3 separate regions of the Mus musculus genome follow, and regions 2 and 3 are each linked to region 1. The links are chromatin loops, found by intact Hi-C in ENCODE. Cell type or tissue: left cerebral cortex. All regions are shown on one strand.

What was found. Peaks named below come from ENCODE experiments on the same cell type or tissue, not always from the same donor. Only the 100,000 strongest peaks of a DNase experiment are listed, where the experiment ranks them.
Region 2: it touches region 1 in a loop (4-fold over the local background); 4 of 42 quality-filtered maps call a loop at or near these places.
Region 3: it touches region 1 in a loop (5-fold over the local background); 15 of 42 quality-filtered maps call a loop at or near these places.

Annotation. Positions count from the first base shown.
Region 1 is chr2:162,918,220-162,926,219 of GRCm38, reverse strand. It overlaps the pseudogene Cisd3b. Among named protein-coding and RNA genes, the nearest start is that of Srsf6, 9.3 kb to the left of the region's middle. In left cerebral cortex, a CTCF peak has its summit at 3,850 (motif pointing left); DNase peaks (open chromatin) are centred at 2,876, 3,188 and 3,851; H3K27ac peaks cover 647 bases.
Region 2 is chr2:162,654,491-162,662,490 of GRCm38, reverse strand. It overlaps Ptprt (protein tyrosine phosphatase, receptor type, T), which reads left to right and starts at 1,344. Exons shown (of 31, transcript NM_001291150.1): 1 at 1,344-1,691. The coding sequence starts at 1,592. It overlaps 9430021M05Rik (RIKEN cDNA 9430021M05 gene), which reads right to left and starts at 1,328. Exons shown (of 4, transcript NR_033569.1): 1 at 1,065-1,328; 2 at 695-770. In left cerebral cortex, CTCF peaks have their summits at 520 and 3,284 (motif pointing right); DNase peaks (open chromatin) are centred at 587, 1,236, 2,096 and 3,292; H3K4me3 peaks cover 4,001 bases; H3K27ac peaks cover 2,728 bases.
Region 3 is chr2:163,397,992-163,405,991 of GRCm38, reverse strand. It overlaps Oser1 (oxidative stress responsive serine rich 1), which reads left to right. Exons shown (of 4, transcript NM_025699.2): 4 at 1-170. It also overlaps a transcript of Jph2 not described here. Among named protein-coding and RNA genes, the nearest start is that of Jph2, 4.0 kb to the right of the region's middle. In left cerebral cortex, a CTCF peak has its summit at 4,563 (motif pointing right); a DNase peak (open chromatin) is centred at 4,577.

The DNA.
Region 1 (8,000 bases):
ATGGTTGTGAGTCACCATGTGGTTGCTGGGAATTGAACTCAGGACCTCTGGAAGAGCAGTCAGTGCTCTTAACCACTGAGCCATCTCTCCAGCCCCCTATGTATACTTAAGGCACTGTAACAAAGTACCAGCAAGTCAGTGGCTTAAAGCATCACAAATGTGTCATCTTCAGGTATGAAGGTCAGAAGTCTCCATGGTTTTCTGGGCAAAAACAAAGGAGACAGTAAGACCTTCTGGAGGCCCCAGGGCGAGAATCTATTCCTTTCTCCTTCTCCAGTGTGTAGAGGTTGTTTGTGTTCTCAGGCTTGTTGATTCTGCCTTTTTCAAAGCCATTAACTTGGTGGGCTCTGTGACCCGGATCACTCAGATCACTCGGACTTCGATCCCAGCTTCCATGGCCACATGTCCCTCTCTGAGCCAGTGCTCTTCCTGCCTCTATGTGGACCCCAGTGGGCTCATCTGCATATATCAAGACAAGCTCCCTACTTCAAGCTAAAAGGCCTTTTCTCTGCAAAATCCCTTTTGCTATGGAGGGTGACATTCCACGTTCTAGGATTTAGGATGTGGGGATCTTTAAGGGAGGGAACATTCTGCTTACCACGGAAACTCTGAGATTTGAGTCAAATTCAGGAAAAACAAACAAACAACAAACCTTAGGGAGTTGTGGTTGAGAAGGTAGAAAAACTGGGAGCTGGAGAGATGGCTCAGAGGTTAAGAGAACTGTCTGCTCTTTCAGAGGTCCTGAGTTCAGATCCCCGCAACCACATGGTGGCTTATAAACATCGGTAATGAGATCTGGTGCCCTTTTCTGGCCTTCGGGCATATGTATATGTGCTGAATACATAATAAATAAAAAATTTAAAAAGAAGGTAGAAAAACAGCAGGACAATCCAGAATGGGTGTCAGAGAAAGTAGAGACGGGAAGGATTTTAAAAAACTAAGTTCATAAACCTTTCACTCAGCAACCCCACCCCTGAAAGTCTGCGTGACAACAGTCCACGGAAGCTTGTTCCAGCTCTGGAATACTCTTGATTCAAAAGAACACAGGACATACATTTCCCAAATGGGGGTTGTGTGATCTATTTTTAGCATGGAGGATTCAATTGTGCACATGTCCCTGCAAACTAGGGCCTTAGCTCAACTGGCCCTCTATTTATTTTATAAATAAAGCTTTATTGGCATGCAGCTACATCCATTCACTTATACAGGGTCATAGCTTCTGTGATGGATACTCCTGGTTGTCAACCTGACTACATCTGGAATGAACTACAATCCAGAAATGCAGGGCACACCTGTGATTCAGATCTTGAGGCTGGAAGGCACAGGCTTCTGACTGCGATCTTGTCTTGGGATAACAAACGCGTTTGATCTAGATTTTGAGGCAGAGTGGCCAAGAAAGGCTTAGGTCCAGGCAAGGTAGTACATACCTCTAATCCTAGGACTGAGGCAAGCTGATCTCTGAGATCAAGGCCAGCCAAGTTCCAAATCCAGACATGGTGATACACACCCTTAATGTGACGGCTGAAGGCCTATATAAGGACATTGAAAGAAGAAGACTCACTCTTCTCTCCAGCCCATGGAAGACTCACTCTACTTCACCTGCTCACACTTACTTGCCGGCACATCCGTTGGAACCCACTACTTGAGGATTCCAGCTTACACAGAAGACCAGCTGAAACTACTAGCCCCGTGGGACCGAGCTACTACTAGACTCCTGGACTTCCTGTTCACAGCTACCCATTGTTGGGTTAGTTGGACTGCAGACTGTAACTCATTACAATAAATTCCCTTAATAAATAGAGACAGCCCATAAATTCCGAGACTTTAGAGAACCCTGACTAATACGGCTTCTCTCAAGTTGTAAAAGTGTCAGTAGTTATTGTGTTGGCAAGTTGCAACAAAGACGGTCTGATCTGAACAACTTAAAGACACCATTTAATTAAATTAATCACATTGGGGCCAGGATCTCACTATGTAGCCCTGGCTGGCCTGGAACTTGCTGTGCAGAACAGGCTAACGTTAGACTCAGAGAGATACATCTGCCTCTGTTTCTCAGTTGCTGGAAATAAAGGTGTGTGTACCACCAAGTCCCACTTTATTATTTTTTCAAAGAATTCTTAAGTGTGTGTGTGTCTCTGTCTTCTATGTGTGTGCCTGTATTTCTCTGTCTCTGTCTCTGTCTCTGTGTGTGTGTGTGTGTCTCTGTTTTCTATATGTGTGCCTGTCTCTGTCTCTCTGTCTCTGTCTCTCTTTTTCCCCCTCTCTCTGTGTTTTACATCTGCCTTCAGGGAATGGAACTCCTTCATGCCTTGAGCATGCTAGACTAGCACTCTACTCGGCCCTCAACTACCTTTTAACAGTAGCTGGGCAGCTCTTATATACAGTCACACCCCATCCGGTCTCACAGCCTTCCTTTCCTACCTTATTCTATCAGCTTTTCCTTTGAATGTGTCAAACATATACCTATAGCTCCCTCTCATTGAACAGTTCTCTGTTTCTGAAACATACTTTCTTAAGACCTGCACCCCGGCCTTCTACTTTCTGCTCCAAGTTACCAGAGGAACCTCTTCCACCCATGCATCCTCCCTGCACTCTGTACCTCCCCCCCTCCCCGTCCCCTCCCTCATCCCCTTCCTGCCCCAGGCTGTGTATTCTCTTCTCTGTTTTCTTCTTGTGGAGGCACCCTGTGAGGTCTCAGCGAGTGGGGTGGGACTCCATTCTGCGCTTGTTCAGAACCCAGGACATGGAGATCTGCAGAAAAGTCTTGCATGTCCATGGTTTTCTGGGGATATAGGAGTGGGAGGAGATTTTCCAGCTTCTCTCTGTGGCTCGCTGTTGCTGCTGCCCAGACTCATTGCAAGCACCACCCTGGAAGGAGGGATAAGGGTTTGCAGGAGCAGCCTCTCTCCTCCCCTTTCCCTTCCACCAAAACACACCTGAACAGAAAATTCAGGTTTGGCGAGGAAGTCGTGGAACACTCAGACATATTTGGGAGTGTATATTTTTACAGTTACTTTGGGAAAGTGCATCTAGTGCCTTCTGCTACTGCAAGCTGGAAGTGACCACGCCAAGAGGAGCCATTCCACACCTGGCAGACAGAAATAAGTTCACAGGCTTGCAAGGCAAAGCAATGGAAATACGGAACAGCATTATGGGTAAGCCTCCCTCAAGCTAGAAACCAGGCAGATGCCACCCTCCGCCCACCATACAGTGGAGGATTGAACTGCTGAATAGTCGCACTATGGCACAAACAAGTCACCTGCCAGACTGATCAGGGCGCTGGAGGTGGGGAAGTTGCCTTGGTGTGGGAGGGGCTAGAGGAGGCCTGCAGGGTTTCTGGGGTCCTGGTCCTGGCTGGATGAACTGATTACACAAGTCAGTTCTACTCATGAACATCTGTCTTGTGGTGTCTTGTGATCTGAGCATTTTGCATCTTGTGTGTAGGTGTGTGCGTTTTAATGGAAAACTTAAAATATGTAATCTCAAAGAAAATTTGCAGTCTGGATGTGGTAGCTAGTGCCTGTGATCTCAACTCTTAGGAGGCCGAGTCAGGATTATCCCAGGAGTGTGAGACCAGCCTGGACTACACAGTGAGTTTCAGGCAGCTTGGATACAGAGTAAAGTTGTTAAAAACAAAACCAAACAAAACCAAAAAAATGAACGAACACAAATTACCTGTGCTGGAGCTCTTTGGGTTGTTCTGGGGACCAACTCTTACTGGGGGGACTTTGTTTATAGTGTCTGATCACTTCACTAATGTCAATTTATCTGAATCAATCGTTTGTTTTGTTTTTCTATTTCCAGACAGGAAGACTGGCTCTGAACATGTGCATTTGTCGCCACCAAGTGGCTGTATGTGTGACTTGCAGTGGTAGAGAAATTACAGAAATGGGGTTTCTGAGTCACAGAGTTCTGAAGTTCTGAAATGGAAATCTAGTTGTCAGGATCTCATAGTAGCCGAGGATTTCATACCATTACTTGAAAGCTCATTTTTCTATCTTTCATCGTAAATTATTCTTTATGCGAATAAAGCCCTGCCTCCAGTTGTGACCTCTGTGGGTCCTACTGTGCACAAAGCTGTGTATCTAAAATACCACATGTTTCCCACAAATGGGTCTTCCAGATGTTTGCGGTCAGCACTCTGGCCCTCTTTTAAACGTCCTTTCTTTCTCGCTGTCCCCCAACGGTTTCTCCTATGATAAGATTTTAAGTCCTTTTTGCTACCTTGGCTGCTATCACTGAAGTGTGGCATCTCTGATGTGACCCTCAGACCTCAACTCCCCTACACTATGTGGGTGTGACTGCATCTTCTGTAGTTATATTGTTCACTACTCTGAGCCACTAACCAGTGTAGGTGGCAGCTGGTGCCAAATGCTTCACTTGGTCCAACAGTTGCTCGATGACCCAAACAGGGATTAAGATGCCCCCTGAGTAGCTGACTGTAGCCCAGAAGGTTCTCTTTAGAGTTTGAGCTGATCGGGTGGCAGGGTTAGAGGCAGGCATGCATGCGTAGTAGACTCAGGAGTGCTGTTCAGGTTCAGGGATGACGGATTGGCAGAGAGGCTGAAGAAGAACATCTTTGTTGGTCACACATCCAGGGAAGACCAGGAAGGCATGAGAGAAATGAGAACACTCTAACTCTAACAAAAGTGACTTAGAGGAGGAAAGGGTTAATTTCACCTCGTGGGTCACAGTCTATCATTGAGGGAAATCAAGACAAGAACTCAAAGGAGGCTTGCTTGCCTTCCCATATGACATTATTTCTTTATGTGTGTGAGTTTTGTGTGTGTATGTGTGTCTGTTCTCTGTGTGTTTGGAGGTCAGAGGACAACTCTCAGAAATCAGTTCTTCCCTTCCACCATATGGGTTCCAGGGATCGAAATCAGGTCATTAGGCCTGGTTAAAAGTCTTCCTCCACACTGAGCCATATCTCTGGTTCCCACAACATTATTCTGATCAAGGAACCCACTTCACAGTCAAAAGTACGGCACGGTGGAGGATGTTGCTTGCTAGCTGGCGTGCAGGCTCATGCCTGGCTAGTTTCTTAGACAATCCAGGGCTACCTACTCAGGGAATGGTGCTTCCCACAGTGGGCTGGGCCCTGCTGAATCCATTAACCATCAAGACAAACCCTCACAGATATATATCCCCCGGGCAGTTCCTCAACTGTGACTCTATTCTCAGATGACTCTAGGCTGTGTCAAGTTGACAGGTAAAGCTAACCGGGAGAGGCAGCGTCATGCTGTGTCTGATGTTGACTGCAGCATCCTGTCTTCCTAGCACTCATTTGGAAGCCCTTGCCCAAGGTTATAAAAGTAGTAAACAATTACTGGGCACAGAACACTCTCCGGTAGAGCTGCCTGTAGGTTGGGCAGGGAACTCTGGGGATGGAACTTCCCTGACTTATTTATTGCCCATCTTGGGGTAGGTTTCTTGGTAATGGAGCAGATGTTGAATCACACATGGTGTTGCAAGCCAGCCTTCCCCTATGCTTCTGTAAATAAACTAAGCTAGATTTGGATGGAGTTGTGTCTTTGGTTGGCCATTGGTGCCCTGTCTGGGGCGAATAGACATTTTTCATGTCTCTCCGTGAGAAATCACACAACAGCAGGTGATGAATAGATCTTGTGAGAGATGGATTAGCAAGGATGGATGGACCGACCAGGGAAGATTTTATTTCTCTCTTTGGGTGGGGTGAGGGAGGGAAATGTCGCTTCCCTTTTATTCTCTTCTGGTGACAGCATGGATATAATAGAGAATGTTTACTGAAGGAAGATAGCAACGCGGGACATTGGAAGAAAATCCCTCTGGAGTCCAAATCCACTCCCAGTGTCCTCGATCTGTCCTCTGGGCTTAAAATAAGACTTACTGTGTAAGGTGGTGCAGGCATTCATAGAGATCACAGTTCAAGAACACACATGCTGAGAAATACTTTCTGCAGAGAAGAGTGAGTCAATCGCTTTCTTCTGTGATTCTTTAACTCGGTGGCCTTTAAACCGTAGTTTCTCTGTACAGAAGGCCATTTCTTATCTCTTCCAATCTGCACAGGCAGCTCTCTCTGGCCCCTCTGGGGCTCTGGGAAGAGATAGGGGAGGGCACCAGGAGAAGAAGTGTATGAAGAGGGTAAGGGGACAGTCATGCTCCCTGCTCTGAATTCAGGGCCAGGCTGACAGTAACTGCAAACAATCAGCCATTGCCCCGAGGGAGGGTTCCGAGTTGGCTGTAAAGAATTAATGGCCAGGAAAGGTGTCTGCCAATTGTTTTTCCACCCAAGGTGCAGAGATTACAGACATTCAGTAGCGCCCATCTCAGATCCAGGCTGGCTCCTGGTGCTGGCTGGCAATCAACCCCAGAGACAAGCATCTCTGCAGAGTGTTAGGAGTCAGAGTCTCGAGTCTTTCCGGAGGGAGCTCCCGAGTAGATGCCAAGATCCGCAGCGCCTCTTCTTTGAACCTTTTCCCAACCATTAAAAAAAAAAAAAAAAAAAAAAAAAAAGGTCCCACGCTCCTTTGGCTTGTGGTCTTTCCCTTTCCTGATGGGCTTCCGGCGTCTCTCCTTCCCCACTGATTTTATTTTTCTGTTTCCAAATCATATCTGCCTGCCTGCCTTGTCGAAGCCGTATCAGAGGCGGGAAATCTCTTCTTGGCTGGCCCGATGGTTCCCCAAAGAGCCAACCAAGCCAGTGGTGGCACAGAAGACACACATCAGATTGGAGCTGGTTGCTGGGAAAAACTACAGGTGGTGTGTATGTGGCCGAAGCAAGAATCAGCCCTTCTGTGATGGCTCCCACTTCTTCCAGCGTACTGGCCTTTCTCCACTCAAGTTCAAGGTCCAAGAGACACGCACAGTGGCCCTATGTACCTGCAAGGCCACTCGGCGGCCCCCTTACTGTGACGGTACCCACAAGAGTGAGCAGGTACAGAAAGCAGAAGTAGGTTCCCCACTCTGAGGGGATACTGTGACTCCAGGCAGTAATGCTGAGCCACACATGGAAGGGAACCTCCAAGGACCCCATCTTGTTAGCAATTGTACCCTGAAAAACCTGTATTCTCCTGTTGGGCAGCTGAGAGCCAGGTCCAGCATCCGGTAAAGCTGTCAATAAACACTGAGGCCTGCCCTCTAAAAAAAAAAAAAAAAAAAAAAAAAAAGGAGTCAGAGTCTCTCCTTTTAGGGTATGCTCAAAGCCCATGGTTTTCAAATAAAGCTAACTGGGTTGCTCTTTAGTGGTCCATTAAAGAGACCAGATCTCCTGTCCCGGTCCGACTCCTCCAATGCTCCCCTGGCTTCAGTATCATCTGGGACTGCAGAGTAGATGCAGCAAGAGCATCAGTGATAGCAGTGACATTACGGGGTGACAACAGTCACCAAGGTTACAGGGATAGCAGTCACTGTTCACTGCTTCTCACTTTGTCTCTAACTTTATCAGCTGTGCCCCTGGAGATGTTAGTAGTGAGGCCTGAGGGCTGGAAGAGGGAGGTCTTGGGGGGGGGGGAGCACACAATTGTTCTGGGCTGGCACAATGACTTCCTTCACATGGGGCAATGACATCAGCGTGGATAATGGTTGCCACCTTACTGGCCAGCAGCATGTCCCTGTTTCAGGGAGGCCCTCCGGGGTGGAGAAATGCTCTCCTGCTCCTAGATACAGGGTAACAATTTCTCCAGAGCTGGTTTTTTTTTTCCCCCAGATGCCCTATGCTGCACTGTATGCTATGGCTGAGCTGGCTAATCTCAACTGTAAATTTGACAAGATCAAGGATCACCCATGAGATGAGCCTCTGGGCACACTTCTCATTGGTTACCTAGATTAAGGTTAAGTTCTGAGAACATTTGTAAGGATTAACATCTGTAAGGATCACATTAATTGATGTGGGCAGGCCAGACCATTGTGGGCGGAACCATTCCCTCCACTTGGGTTCTGGAAAGCATAAAAAGGAGAAGTCCAGCCAAACGTAACACTTCCATTCCTCTCTGCTTCCTGACTACAGATGCAGTGTGAGC
Region 2 (8,000 bases), 260 kb after region 1:
TTTTGGGGGGGGGAGGGGTCCTCTCCCCTGGGAGAGTGCTTTGACCAGGGAAGTGTGGGAGGTGCTTGGCCATGCAATGGGCTGGCCCCTGTGTTTATCTTGAGAAAAGTGGAGGCTGTGGAGGTGGAGGGAGGTCGTTCAGAGCCAGGTGGAAGCATTTGCCTGGAATTACAAGTGTGGGCTGAGAGAAATAAATGGGCTGGTGTTCAATAAAAAACGTCCACCTCGGCAGAGCTGGGGTACCAGTGAGGCTCTGCCAAAGCAACTCCAACCCAGAGCCCCTGGTGCCCCACTTTTGGAGATGCTGGCTGTGTTTGACTTCCATATGACTCCTAATGGTCTGTCTGTCCGGTTCAGTCCTTTGGGACTCCAACAAGGGAGTGGAATGGGGAGGGGGAAACACTTTGTTAAACCGAAGGAGGGCTTTGGGCAGGCAGTAAAGTGTTTACAAAGTAGGAATCCCTTCAGCATCTTTGGGTGTCCTTATCGAAGGCCTTTATATACAAGGCTCACATCCCTCCCCTGGTGGCAGGCCTGTGGGCTGTGGCAGGCACTGCCCAGTGATCTATGTCTTTAGGCCTTCAGCCCCAGCCAGGTCTTTGTTCAGACCAGGAAGCAAAAGGGGGAAAGCTCCATTTCTCTCTGAAAGGGAGAACAGGGGAGGCAGCTAGAGAAGGGGGAGAGATTCCCACACCTGTGTGTGTAGGGCGGGGTTAGGGACAAGAGAAAGAGATGTGTTGTGATTAAGGTCGGCTGTGCTGGACTGCTGACTAGATGATAGGGGATGAGGAAAGAGGGAGGGAAAGGGAGAGAGAAAGAAAGAGAAAGGGAGAATATGAATATACGAGAGAATTTTAGGGTGTGCAGGAGACCCTTCAACAGCTGTCCCCAGCTTTGCGAAGCATCCCCCTCCCGCAATTCACAGCCCTGTAGCGTCCGGAGTTGATCGGGCCTCTCCCTCCCCCTGCCTGCTCGCACTGCCCCCCCCCCCCCCAGTCACCTGTTCTCCCACCCTTACTTCAAAGGCTGTTCCAGGTTTCTCTCCTCCCCCCATCGCCTCGTACCTGCGCCCCCGCAGGGTAGCCTGAAAGCGATGCTCAGCTGGGTGGTGTGGCGCGGGGCGAAGAGGCGAATACCCCGCAGATCCTGTGTGTGCAAGAGCGATGTGTGTACGCGCTTGAGTGCGCGAGCGGCCCCGAGCCGGCCAGCCCGGGAGAGGGTGCGTGGGGGAGCCCGCGAGTGGCAGCCGCGGGCGTGTGCCAGGCGCGGGCGGGCGTGCGCGCGAGGGTGTGTGTGCGTGGCCGAGGCGGAGCGCCCGGGCGGGCGGCGGCGACGGCGGCGGCGTTAGGACTCTGGGGACACCGCCCCCCGGCCCCCGCGTCCCGCCCCCGCCCAGCCTCGCGCCTCAGTTCGCGCCGCGCCTGGGCTCGGAGCGCAGCGGCGCCGGCTCCCGCAGCCGGAGAGGAGCCAGCCCCGGGAGCCCAGCGGCGCGCACTGCCTGCAGCCGCGCTGGCGATGCGGGGCCGCCCCGCGCCCGCCCGAGTCCCGGCCCCGGCGCCCTCGGGAAGGGGCTGAGCCGCTTGCCGCCCGGATGGGGAGCCTTGGCGGGCTCGCCCTCTGCCTGCTCCGGCTCCTGCTCCTGGGGCTGCAGCGGCCGCCGTTGCCCGGCGCCGGAGCGCAGAGCGCCGCAGGTGAGTGCGCCCGCCGGGCTCCCCGGGCCCCTTCGCTCTCCCCAGCCCTGGGAGGAGAAAGTTGGGTCCCGTGGCCAGGGGATGCCGGGGCCCGGTGGGAGTCCCGTCCCAACCTCCGGACGCAGCTGCTGTGTCCAGGCGTGCCCAGTCCCGCTCCAGGTCCCCCCCTGGCCCCTCGTCGCCTTACTTTCCTGCCGCTTCCCCCCCACCCCCGGGCGGGAGTAACTTTGCGCGGCTGTTGCGAATATTTCCACTTGCTGCCTCCCACTTGTCGGAACCTGTCACTCGAGTGTTTCGGGGTGGAGGGAGGAGGCGCCGCTTCTCGCCCGGCGCGGAGCACTGTCACCCGGGCAGCTTCCTGGGCTGCGCGCTCTTGGAGTGGGGAGCACAGGTCCCTAGCAGGCCCAGGCTGCCAGGGCGGTGGCTTTTCCTTTCTCCTGGGAGACACTGAAGATCATCCAGTGTTGTTCTAAACACGCCGCTCCCCTTAGCGAGCCCTTAGCAGCTGGGACTTCCCATGGGAGTGTTCTTGTGAATGACCCACTCGGCTAAACCCTCACCTCACCTCGTGGCTCTGTCCAGAGTAATGGGTACCCTGCTAAGGCCCTTTAAGTGCAGTGGCTTTGATCAGTGAGCTAGTGGGCTTCTGAAAACTTCGGGACACTCGTCTTTCGGCTTGCCCATGGGCAGGTAGCTAGTTCCCCAGAGTGTGTCTAGTGTCTTCTTAGTGGCGACTGAGCTGAAGAGACCACTACCGAGGGTCTCTCTCATCACTAAAACCCCACTGGTAGGGCTTCCTTCCGTGAGTCCCTTAAAGAGGGAAGGAGAGGTGGGGAGGGATACCTCCAAGTTCAAAATCACCTCGAAGTTTCTTAGCACCTTTGGTTTAGGAGTGACCACACTGAGCTGCTGTCGCTGGTCGGGGTCGGGGGCGGGGGGCACGTTGAGGCATGTCAGCGGAACTTAGGAAAGGGTTCTTTTTGGATTGCTAAGCAACAGCTGTGCTCACATAAGAAATCAGGGGAGGAAGAAAGGGAAAGAAAGGCAGTGAGCCTGATGGAAGTCTCTAAACAGGCTGCTTTTGAGAGGAAGAACCGCCGGAGTGACATTCCGTTAGAAATGTCTTAGGTTTTCTTCCCTGACTTGATGTTAAAATGGAAACTGGACACAGGATGTATGGGAAGGAACAGCTTGTTTTCGTGCCAGCGAAGTTGAGCAAGGAGGCCACTCTTTTTGAGGTGTCTGAAGCTGAAAGGCTGGGACAAGAGGGGGAGAAAAGAGACGGCCGCAACATCATTCTGAAGATGCTTCAAGGCTCTTGTTTCCCTCGCTTTGGGGTCTGCGTTAGGTGTGCTGTGTCAGGAAGCTGGCAGGAGGGTGCTTGAGGCAGTCCTGGGGACCCGGGTATGACTTATGATTCTAATCTTTACTGTCTTCTAAGGCTTGGCGGGACATTCATACGTTAATAGTACTCACGTTCCCGCAGCAGAAACCGGATCAAACACGTCCCACAGACCTTTTTTGGGTAGCAGCTGTAAACCCAGAACCTGCTCCAGAAAGCTGTCCAGGGCTGAAACGCACGCCGGTTCCGCATGTTACCGCAAGGTGGCGCTCGCTCACAGCTGTTAAATGCAAATCGAGCCGCTTTCATCTCAGGGATAGAACTTCGGTTCAATTTTTAAATGAGTAATGTGTTTATTCAGCAGCCTTTTGTTAAAACATTTAGAGAAGTGTGAGGAGGAAGCACCTTTTCTTTGTTTGCTGCTCGGAACACACCGGGAAGAAAAGCAATCCTGGAGTACAGTTTGGGAAGAAATCGACTGCGAAGGCGCCATATGTTTCCTTTGGTTCTACCTGGGCCCATAGCTTTTGCAAAGCTACAATAGCATATATTTAGCAAGCGGCTGCGTTGTTCCCGGCTCCTTAAAGGAGTAGGATTAGCTTGTCTTGGTGACTTGGTGCGTTCTAAGCTCCGCTCATTTATAGAAATGGGCATCTTTTTTTTTTCTATACCTAGCTCATTATCGCTCTACTTTAATGCTAACTAGATCGTTTAAACTGGATTCTTCCGGGGCTTTCCTTATGAACATCTGTAATTGTCGACGCGTTAATCCTGCAACTGTTGACTTGTTAAAACGGACTTCTCTTCTTATTTTATTCCTCATTGTGGTATTGTCAGAATCCAAATTTGTTATAAGTATGATTATAGTTTGGGTCTCTTTTGAAAAAGCTTATTTTAAACTTTCTGCAAGTCTGAGTAAATAATGCATTTTAAAACTCAGTAGTGTGTTCTCCATATTCCTTTGATCTGAAGATTCCCCGGTCTCGGAAGCAATTTCAATTTGTGAGCTTACATCTAGGACATTGAGGGCTGATGGGCTTTGCTGTGACTGTTGGTCACAGTGTCCAAAAGTCGGAGTCAGAAGCTGTCATCAAAGGCAATTTCCCCCTACCTTACTCTACCCTGTGTTTCATGAGCCACTACATTTTTTTTTTTTTTGGCGAGGGATTATAGTAAAAGAAAAAAAGTGCTTTGATAATAGTTGGTAAACAGAACACATGATTTGGGAATGAGGGAAGGCTATGGCTACGTAATTAGATACGGGATAATTAGTCTATTTATCAGTGGGTTTCAGTATTACAAGTTAAAGCCAAATCTTGACAGGGACCGACTCTGGGTGGCAGTTGTAAGCAATGTAGTCATTTAACTCAATAATTGCTGCCAGATACCTCTGGGGAGCTGTTCCCACTACAGTTGCATTTTACTTTCTGTCCTGGATTGCTTGATTTGTTTCCTAATAACAGAACAATTAATGTGGAGACCTGGCTTTGATTCTGTTCCAGCAACAACAACAAACATGAAATAAATAGAGACCTCCGTCTTGGGTTACAGTCTGTACCTTTCTCTTCTGTTTCAGTTCCTTCTTGTTTATCCTAAGCACATTTCCACAGGCTTCAGGCTGCCAGCAGAGATGGCTTCTCTTGTAGTGTTATAACTGTCACCTTACAGAGCCATGATCAGAGGATATTACAGCATCGTTCTCTTAAGCACGGGATACTCCCATGACTCTCTGACTGCGTGTTGCTGTGGAAACAAGAGCATTGCTATGTAGGCAGTGGTCCTTGATAAATATTTATCGATGGTGATGAAGAGATGGTGGAGCCTCACAGTAACCAGGATGGGGAAGGAGTATCGTGTTTGGGAGGCAGCGTGGCTTGGAGAAAAGCACTGGAGCTCAATGTTCTTGGTTTGAATCTCACCTCTGCCTTTGGTACTGGCTGTGCCACATTGGACAGGCTGTTTATCTTCTCCAACCTCAAGCTCTTATCTGCAAAGTGAGGATAATTAGAGCTGCCTCACTGAATTTTGTGAGGACTAAAGCAGAAGATGCATGGGGGGGGGGTACTCTGTCCAGAGTGGGAGCCAACTGTTACTCTCCTTGGCATGGCTCTGTGCTCCTGCGTGTATCCGAGCTGGGGCCGTGGTGCTCCTGCCAAGCTAAGTGAAGCACTAAGCAGGAGACGGCTGGACTTTCATGATGCTTTTTAGTTTTCCATCCTTTATTCATTTTTTGGGGGGGGGGAGTGGGTCTTGATTCCCTGATACTATTTTTAGAAAGAAATTTCAAATGAAAAGTCCCAGCAAGTGACAGTAGTCAGTTTAGTTGTCCCAGAATTTGTGGAAAGAATGTTTTAACTGCACTTTGACCTTTGAACTGGCACAGATTTAAAAAGGTCATCAGGGTAAAATCTTTGGGGCTTATCACTGTTTCCTCTTTTTTGCATACGCTCCTCCTTTCTGGTCAGGCTCTGTCCCCACCTCTGCTCCTGCCTCTTATGAACCCCAGAAATAAAGTGTGCGCTGCACCTATGAAGTTGATAAATAAGCAAAGACTAAGACCAAGGTATAGCAGGCTATGGTATTCCAAGGAACAAATTTAAAACGCTATGAGAACAAGCTGTGTCCAACAGGTGTGATGGGTTTAGGAGCCGGCACCACGAGGCTAGGAAAAGTCAGTTAGGATGTTTTATGGCATCTTAGAAAATGGATTCAAATGGAGTGAGAGAGGAAGGAAGCCACAGGGTTTAATTGTTAAATCAGATGTAGTTAAAGGGACAGTGGTAATCAGTTCAGATGAACCAGGATACTACCCCCCCTCCCACCCCCACCCCCGCCCACCGACCCCCACTGGGCCTGTTGAAAGTGAATCTCAATACAGGAATGAGAGGCAGAGAGATGGAGGGACAACATGTGAATGGCAAATGGTGACACTTAGGGCCTCTATGGTCCCCAGATCTCAGTGTGATTCACTTGGCATTTCCTATGTACACACCAGGAGGGCTACTCAGAAGCCCAGTGGGATCCGTATTCAGTAAGTCACTAAGAAACATACCAAGTCTGCAGGGTGGTAGACCCACACTGGAGTGTTGAATGAAGTACGCGTCTCACTCATACATCCAACCTCTGCACACCAGTGGAGTGTGCATAGGACCCTTTGTGGTTTTTGAATATTCATATTAAAATTTTTATTGGGTGCCGGAGGGACTAAAAAGCAGCAAAAAGCATTTTTGGTGATTAGTTTGTCAATTTCTTTAAAACGGGAAACCTGCATCTGCCATAGGACGACGCCCTCATGCTTTTAGGAACCTGCCTGGCAGAAATTAACACACAAGTCCAGAGGAAGATGGGAGCATGAATGCTCGAAGAAGTATTATTTGGAGTCGCCCCAAATGGAAAGGAACCCACGTATCCATCCGATTGGATATTGCTGCTAATAAAAGAGAGTGAATTTCGGATATCTGCTAAGACATATATCAAGAATCAGATGCTAAGTTAAAGCGGCTAGATGCTTTTCATAGTGTATGGGGGACTCAGAAAAGGCAAACCTATGGAGAACATTGGCTTCCCAGGCTGGGCACGGGCAGGGGTTCTCAGCAAGCTGGTGTGAGATCGCTTTTTTGAGACGATGGAATTGCTTGACCGCTGGGAAGGAGGCGATCCTGATTGGTTAACTCCAGGAATCGGCAGGACATGCTAGAAGGATATACTTAGAGTGGGTGGAATGTTGTGGAATTAAATCTTTAAACTGTTTACTTCAATGTGAGCTTCCAAATGAAGTGTGTGGTATGATCTTGATGAAGCATTTCTCTGCTTCCACATCTGTAAAGCAGGAATACCACCAGGCATCCAAGGAGAGTGTCTTATCTCGCTCCAGTTTCCAAAATACTTACATGGGATACTTGCAAGGCCTGTAGGTTTTTAGTCTCTTTAATCTGTGAATTAAATCTCTAAACTAGTTGCCTCCTTACTCATTGCTTTGGCAATAGTTAAAATAAAATTTAAGGCTATGAAGTTTTGGCAAAGAACTCGAGTAATTAGATGGCTCTATGCATTTTTGAGGTTGAAAGCAGGCTCTTTGAATACTGCTAGCAGAATATTGACTTCCAGGCAGCTAGGATGAGAGTCTTAAAGCCCACACCCACAGTGACACACCTACTCTAACAAGGCCACACCTACTCCAACAGGGCCACACCTTCTAATCATGCCACTCCCTGGGCTGGGCATATATAAGTCACGATAGCAAGGATGTGGCAGTTTAGCAGAAGCATCTTATGCTTCCCAGATAAACACAGGTGTAGTGCTTTTTGGCCCTGGGTTTCCAGCCAAGATAAATAGCTGCACAGTTGAGGAAAAAAAAAAAAAAAGCTCTGTATTGGTTTTCTGTCTATCTTTTTTAGGGGCTTCCATCAACTCTCTGGAATAGTGTGTGTGTGTGTGTGTGTGTGTGTGTGTGTGTGTGTATGTAATATGTGCATACATGTTTTAGGCATCAAACCCAGGTCTTGCACATTGCTAGGCAAGTGCTGCACCAATGAACTATATTCCCAGCCCCTGGCTTTGGATGTAGGCTCTTGCTCTGTGGTTCCCCATGTACCACCATGTCTGACTTTCATGCTGATCTTAAACCAGTGTTACCCATCTTGATCTTTTTTTTTTTTTGCCATCTTGTACCTTGTGCTCAGACAGGATTCAGAGCTCATGTCCCTCTGTCCCTGAGCTCCTGCTTCATGGCATCCTCTCAGCCTGCTTCTCAGAATGCCCCAGACACCACTGTATCCCCTTTTGTCTCTTGGGTCTGGAAATGGTCATGAAAACAGAATCTGTTTTTGTGAGTCATCCCCCTTGCCCGGCAGGTGGTCATGTTTTCATCTCAAAATGGCAGTTCAGCTGTCTCCTTGTTATTGAGTAAAGATGAATGAAAGAATGAGTGACTGCATAGGCAAACTCATATCAGCAGGCATAAAAAA
Region 3 (8,000 bases), 480 kb before region 1:
ATTTAAACTGTCTTTGGTTTAACACGGGTTTGTGTCATTAAAGGTTTCTTACGTTACTGTTGAGTCAGATATCTAAGGTTTAGATTCAGGTGGCCTGTCCTATTTTGTTTTGAGGGAGTCATTAACCTTACTGTCACTAAATAAACCCCTGCTGGTGCTGTTTATCCAGAGGTATTGTGTGTTGTTTCTTAAGCTGTTTAAAGTGGGACTGCTAAGCACTTGGTATGTATGAGTGTGTGTTGTACTGAAATCAGTGTGTTGTGTTGCCTCCATCTCTGGTGTTTATGTGTGTGATGTTTTGTTTGTGGTCAGTTGCAATATAGGTCTTTTTTTCCCCCCTTTGGTTTTTGAGACAAGGTTTCTCTGTGTAGCCCTGGCTGTCCTGGAACTCATTCTGTAGACCAGGCTGGCCTCGAAATCTGCCTGCCTCGGCCTCTGCCTCTGCCTCCCAAGTGCTGAGATTAAAGGCGTGCGCCACCACTGCCTAGCACAATATAGGTCTTATGCCCCTCAATATGTTTTAGACGTTACCCCCTACCCTAGAATCTCTGGAGGATTTCATACCTGATACACTTATGGTGAGTCGTTATAAAGTCCTCTTCGAAGTTTGGTTAAATGGCTCAAGCTCACTTTTAACTGGAAGGGTGAATTCTTACTTTTTCCAGGTGATTTGGTTTCATTTTTTTCTTTGCTTCCTTCCCCGAGACAGGGTATTCCTATGTATCCTGGCCTGGAATTCCCTTTGTAGACCATGCCGGTCTTGAACTCAGAGATCTGCCTGCCTCTGCCTCCTGAGTGCTGGAACTAAAGGCTTATGCTACTATGCCTGGCCTGCTTTTGTATTTTATGTGTTCCTTGTAACTTCTATTTTAATTCACATTATGCATCCCTAAAAGTATGAAAATCCATGAAAGATACTAGGAAGTTTGTTTCATTCAGTTTGTAGGGTAAGTCTTCACTGTTCACAAAAGTACCTTATTGGCCTTTTTGAGTTGACTCAAGACTGGATCTGGGTTTCCCATAGGAGTCCTTTCACTTGGGAGAGGGAGAAGTAGGAAACTCTTTTTCTAGACAAGTCTAAAACCTAAGCTTTGAGAGACAGCTGCTAGCTTAGTATACATCTGGTAAGGAGAAGGCATTTGATATAGCGAGCAAAATGTCACCATGGCACTGGTGGTGACAGGATGTGGACCATTTAATCTTAAGGCAGCTTTTCCAGGACAGGAGGAGGAAAACAGGATTGTTGACTTTGCATATCTTCCTAATGTTTGGGTTCATAGACATCTGCACGTATTCTCCGGGAGACAAATTAGGTGATGACCAGTAACTGGTGTGCCTCTAAGCCAGGGGCCTTTCACATTCCTCCAAAGGTCCAAACTCCAAGGTTCCCAGACTACACAGAGCCACTCGAACAAGTAGTGTTTTATCTGTGGGGAGAGTATAGTTAGCAAGCTACTGAAAATGAAGTCAGATGCATTCCTAAGCCTCTTAAATTTTGTTTTATAAAGAACAAAGTCCCAGTGACCTAATAACTTCCTGAAGGGGTCAGATCAGAGCAAAGACATTGCAGATGTGTGGGAGTAAGCTGTAAATTATTTGTATCCCTCAAACTCATCCTCACAAGGTCTCACAAGCAGCATTAACACCACTCGGGAAGCAGAAACAGGACGAGCTGAGTTCAAGGCCAGCCAGGGCTATATGCCAAGACCCTGTTGTCTCAAAGCAAACACGAATATTGAGGTTTAAAATTAAACTGCACACCCAGTTGGGCAGATTGCAGTTTAGTGTTCTTGAGAGCCTTGTGGATGTGACTTGATCTTTGCCCAGGGGCCTAGAGAGCATGGTGTGTGTGTGTGTGTGTGGTTTTAATAAGGCCTCAGAAATGGATTCTGCAAAGACTGAGGCGAGGCCATGGATGCGTATTCTGAAGACTGACTCCTAGTTTTCACATGCTTTTATCGATACTTCTTAACCAGTTGGTCACTGGGGTGTATTTCTTGGTAGCAGGTGCTGGGAACACAACAGTAGGCAGAACAATTTCCTTGTCCATGGGGAAAGGTGAGCAAAAAGGAGGAGGAGATTGGAGGAGTTGGCCTAGGCAGGTGAGATTTCTATTGCGTTTAAGGCAGAAGCTTCTGTGATAAAAGTGGCATTGGCTCTGAAGGAGTCAATGGGAGCAGTGTGGACAGTTAAGGGAGAGTACCCTTGGTGGTTGGAAAGATGGCTCAGAGGTTAAGAGCACTGGCTGCTCTTCCAGAGGTCCTGAGTTCAAATCCTAGCAACCACATGGGGGCTCACGACAATCTGTAATGAGATCTGATGCCCTCTTCTGGTGTGTCTGAAGACAGCTACAGTGTACTTATATATAATAAACCTTTTTTTAAAAAGTACTCTTGACCAGCAGATCCACTAGAATCTAAAGCCGTGAGGCCAGAGGTTCAGGGTGGGGTCAATTTGTGGTTAATCAGTGAGTGGTTTGAAAAGCTTTGGCTCCTAGTGAGTGAGGTTGCATTTCGCTCGGTATGTGAAGGATGGAGACATGAAGAGGTAACTTTGACGATGGTCTCACACAGTTTCCCTGGATAGCCTAGGTTCACTCCTGCCTGAGCCTTCATGGGTCACAGGCATCCTGCGTGGGGATCCAACACTGGACAGCGAGCAGTGCAGGAGCTATGTCTTGGAAGTATTGCAGGTAGAGCAGAAGAGAGGAAGGTAGGAATTAAGATGTCCTGGCAGCTTTTGAGAAGTTAAGAGCTGGCGCAGATTTGGGAGGGGACTGGGAATTTGGGTTTCCTGACTGAAATGTATGTTAGATGTGAGTTGAGTGAATCATTGCATTAATTACGGAAGTCAGGAGAGGCACAGCAGGAGAGCCAAACTTAGGAACTGTAAGTGTATGGATTTTTAAGAAATGGTGCTAAAGTAATATTTTAGAAGGAATAAGGGAGTATGTGTGAATGCTGGGCTTTCTGCTCATTTTGGGGGGGGGGTCTGAAACTGCTAGAAATACCTATTTGAAATAAACAATTTACTTTGGAAAAAGTAGATTGTTGTTAAAGCCATAAGAGAATACCTAGGCAGTGAATATATAGAAGTCTGAGGACAGGCAAGATGACTCAGGGTAAAGGAGCTTGCCGCTAAGGCTAATGGCCTTAGTTAAGTCCTTGGGACCCAACTCGTAAAAGCTACCCCCTGGCCTCTGTGTGCAGTGTGTTCTACACCTGTACAAACACAAATAGATGTAATTTTAAAATTGACAAAGGAGCTAGAGAGATGACTCTGGTTAAGACTCTTGCAGAGGTCCCAAGTTCAATTCCCAGCAACCACATGGTGGCTCACAACTATCTGTAAAAAGATCTGATGCCCTCTTCTGGTGTGTCTGAAGACAGTGATAATATATTCACATACATAAAATAAATCTTAAAAAATTAACAAAAGAGGTGGGCTCATACACGTGAGTGTGCACACACAAACACAGTCAAGTAAGTTCTAGGTATGGTGATAGTCAACTGTAGTCTGCTACTTAGGAGGCTGAGGCAGGAGAATAGTTTGAGCCCAGGTATTCAGGGGCTACCTGGGCAACATTGTGCAACTTGTCACAAAAAAAGAAAAACCAGGATTGAGTTCCAGGACACCCAAGGTACAGTGGTTGGAATGGGCAGGAGCCTGCAAGGTCGTGGGCTAACCAAAGAGGAAAACTCAAAAGTCAACTGCAAAAGCAGTTTTAACAAGGGAGGTCTCGGCCGCAGACATGGAGAGACAGAGGCGCATCTGCGGCAGGCCTGGATGGACCACTGTGGACACATTAGTACAAAGACCATCCTTGCTTTACACGGAGTCTGGAAGGGGTGTGGACCCAGTCTGGATACAAAAGGGTTCCCGGGAAAATGGGCCTTCTCTCTCCAGGCCTTCGGAAGTCCAGAAGTCCAGTGCCCCTCTTCTTTTTGCAGGTTCCCCCCATCCTGGGCTCCCTGGGAAGGAAGTAGAGAAAAGGCATGATTGCCTCTGACAATATAGAACCAGACTGTGGCAAAAATCTTGGCAAGAGATAGATTTTTCCCCCCACAAAGATTTAGTATATGTGTGAAATGTTTTGCCTGAGTATGTATGTCTGTACCACATTCGTACAGTGCCTAAGGGCATCAGATCCTATGGGACTGGAGTTACAGAGACCGTTGTGAGCTACATAGGTGGTAGCGCTCAAACCTAGGTTCTTTGCAAGAGCAACAATTGCTTTGAACCTCTGAGCCATCTTTCCAACACCATACTTTTTTTTTTTTTTTTGGTTTTTCGAGACAGGGTTCCCCTGGCTGTCCTGGAACTCACTTTGTAGACCAGGCTGGCCTCGAACTCAGAAATCCGCCTGCCTCTGCCTCCCGAGTGCTGGGATTAAAAGGCGTGGGCTACCACGCCCGGCCATACATCTTTAAAAACAGTTTAAATTCGTAAAAAGCTTAGTAAACTTTTTGAAGAACCTCTTTGTTTTAAGGGAAGTCAGCTGTAATAGACACATAGCCACAAGAGGGCGTACTCTCCTCAAAAGTCACAGGATTGAAAAGTCAGCTGTAATACACACACAGCCACAAGAGGGCATACTCTCCTCAAAATTCACAGGATTAAAATGTGAGGCAAAGGAGGTTGAGGGGAGAGCCATAGTTTTCAGGAAAGCTCAGCTCTGGCTGCGCGGTAAGGCCAATGCCAGATTCTGAAATCTGAATTTTGTTTGTGAAAGATCAAAGTGTTCCTTTATTACTGATCTGGTCTGTCTGTAGACAAACCTCAGGGCGTCCTTCATAGGAGTCCTTCAATGTCAGGGATTTTGTTTCTTTGGTGACTATCTTATTAATCATAATGGTCTGAAAAGCATTTTGTCGTGTGAAAGTGGTATAATAGCCAGTATTGTTTAAGTGTTTAATGCCTTCAAAATATGAAGCTTATTTATTTAATACTTGTGAATATTTTGCCTAGACGCTGTCTGTGCACCGTGTGCTTTCCTGGTGCCCATAGAGGCTAGAAGAGGGGGTTGGATCCCCCAGAACTGGAGTGACAGATATTGTGGGTGCCAAGAACCAAACCTGGGTCCTCTGCAAGAACAACAAGCGTCCATAACTACTGAGCCACCTCTTCAGTCCCTGAGTATGAACCTTGTCAACAGAGACTCTTGTAACTCTACCCTGGTCACTTCAAGAGGCTGTGATTATCCTTAATGCAAGTGTTGATCCTAGGCGAGTTCTGGAGATGCCGGACCTACCTTGATTTAGAGAGATTTGGCAATCAGTTGGAAATTGTAAGCTGGCTCATCTGGGTGGAGCTGGGAGGTGTTTTTGTTTGTTTTTGTTCTTCCAGTACTGGTTGAACTTAAGACCATACAAGCACACTCTTCATTTTTTATTTTGAGGTGGGTCACATGAAGTTGCCCAGGCTGGCTTTGAACTCATTCATTATATAGCCTAGTAGGTTTTGAACCCCTATCTCAGCATTCTAAGTTTCTCAGTAACTACAGCTGTACCACTAGGCACAGCTCAGAACTGGGATTTGAATATACATCTAGCTCTCGAACTTCCTGCTTGTGTAAAGTAAACGTATGCAAACCTATAAATGTTATCAAGAAACCATTTCAAAACGTCACGATGGGCCTGGCGAGATGGCTCATCAGCTTATGGCTGTTGTTACCAGGCCTGATGACCTGAGATTGACCCGAGACTCACAAGATGGAAGGACAAAATGGACTCCCTCAAGTTGTCATCTGACCTCCATATATGTGCGCTCTCTCTCTCTCTCTCTCTCTCTCTCTCTCTCTCTCTCAGTGTTATATAATAAATAAGGGGCTGGAGAGATAGCTCTGTGCTTAGTAGAAGCACTGCTCTTGCCAAGAACTCTAGTTAAGTCCCCAGCATCCACACCAGGTGGCTCACAATCATTTGTAATTCCTAGTTCTAGGGGATCCACCACTTGGCCTCCCAGGCCACCTGCACTCATGTACACATAATTTTTAAAAAATAAATCTTTTAAAAATGAATAGATAACATTCTCAGTGTTTTAAAGTCAGAGATGCTCAAAGCAAATGCAGTCACCCAGGTCTTCTCCCTTGAGGACTGAACTCCATCGATCTGGGAAGGACTGTGCAATCTGTGTTTTTGTGATTGTAGCTGTTTCTTCTGCACGGGCTCCATCACAGGGAGCTACTGGGAGTGAACACGGATGAATGTATGTGAACGGATCCCTTCCTGGGTTGCAGCTAACCTCGATCAGCATTGTAGTGATTGACGGACTCTCAGAGACAATCACTCTCTTTCTATTTGACTGTCCATTTCCTTGTCCTGTGACTGCCTATCTGGAAAGAGTTTGGAAAAGAGTGGGGGCGGGGCAGGTGTTTTTAGCGGGGGAACTGCCTGATCAGGCTGAAGGTCCACCTGGACAGGGTGCCAGCCACCTGGCCGAGATGATGGCCGGTGTGGAGGCTGGTACTGAAATGTGGACCAAGAGGACTTTGTAAGGTCAGTGGCTACATAATCATGAGAAGCAGCAACTAGCAGGGACCGTTATCAGCAGAGTGGAAAGCAGAGAACACAGTCTTCCCATTTCTAAAACAAGGAAATGAATGCAGTGACGTTCAGTGGCCAAAACCATCATGGGATTTGGGAATGCGTCAGACAGACGTGGTAGAAGTCAGATAACTGTCTCACGCTCCCTTGGACCTCAGCTTTTTTCTTTTAGTTTCTTCTTTTCTTTCTTTGTTTCCTGTTTCTTTCTTTGTTTCCTTGTTTCTTTCTTTGTCTCTTTCTTCCTTCCTTCCTTCCTTCCTTCCTTCCTTCCTTCCTTTCTTTCTTTCTTTCTTTCTTTCTTTCTTTCTTCGGTGATTTCTAACCTTCCTCCATTCCAGCCATGTTATGAACACACACACACACGCACACACACACACACACACACACACACACACACACACACTTCCATGAGCAGGAAGGAGACTTTCCTCCCCTCTGCACTCCTCACACAGGCTGTGGGCTGTGGTGGAGTGAGATTCATTTTAGAAATATTCAGGATCGTTATTTTTGCAATATTCCCCTTCCCAAGCTTGCTTCTGCCCCAGCTCCTTAAGAGCACATAAGGCCAGGCTTCAGCGGCTCCTGTGGCAGGAGCAAAAGGCTTTGGTGAATTTCTAGCACCCAGGTCTCCACCAACTTCTAGTAAGAAGAAATACATCTCCAAGACAATGAAGACACCGTGGTCTTGGCTGAGGACTGTCAGCCCTAGAAGTGCTTTACACTCCCCCAACCCCCTCTCATGGGTTCTGGGGTTCGAATGCATGACAAGTACTTTATCAACTGATCCATATCCCCTGCCTCCTGAACTAGTTCCCTTTATCAGGGTTCTCCCCCAGTTTTCTGAGCTAGGGCTGGGGTAGAAAATGTAAGCCCAGAATGCCTGCTTGTTTGCGTTTGCACCCTGGTTAGACCCTCTCTGATCATTCTGAGTTCCACTCTGCTTTCAAAGGCATATGTGCAACCGTCCTCCATTCCTTTCTCTGTAGGTCACTGGATTCTTCAATGGGATTGGCAGAGGGACCAAAGCCCCAGGTCCTGCCTCGGCATGCTCGAAGTGGTAGGGCCCCATGTCTGCCACCCCCTGAACTCTGGGGATACAAAGTGGCCCTGGATAAGATGGTCTGCTGGTCTCCGTCTCTTCTCCCTGCCTGCGGAACCTGGGGACTTCTAGATGGGAGGCAGCTCTGATCCACAAGAAGGCAAGCCACCAAGTAGCTAAGCTGTCCACACTTCGTTCTCAGATTTCCTGCTCAGCCCCCTCGGGCCACTGCCTGGGTCTGCAGGCCCAGCGGATTGGAAGCCCCCCTCCCTCCCTCCGGCTCTGAAGGAGGCTGGGCCAGCCAGGGGGTTATTTTGGGAGCAGCTTCTGAGATCCAATGGCCTTGTTAGGGCAACACTGACCTTTCTATCCTGGGAGGAAGGCAGGGCTGGAGAAGGGGCGGGGCAGCTGGGAGA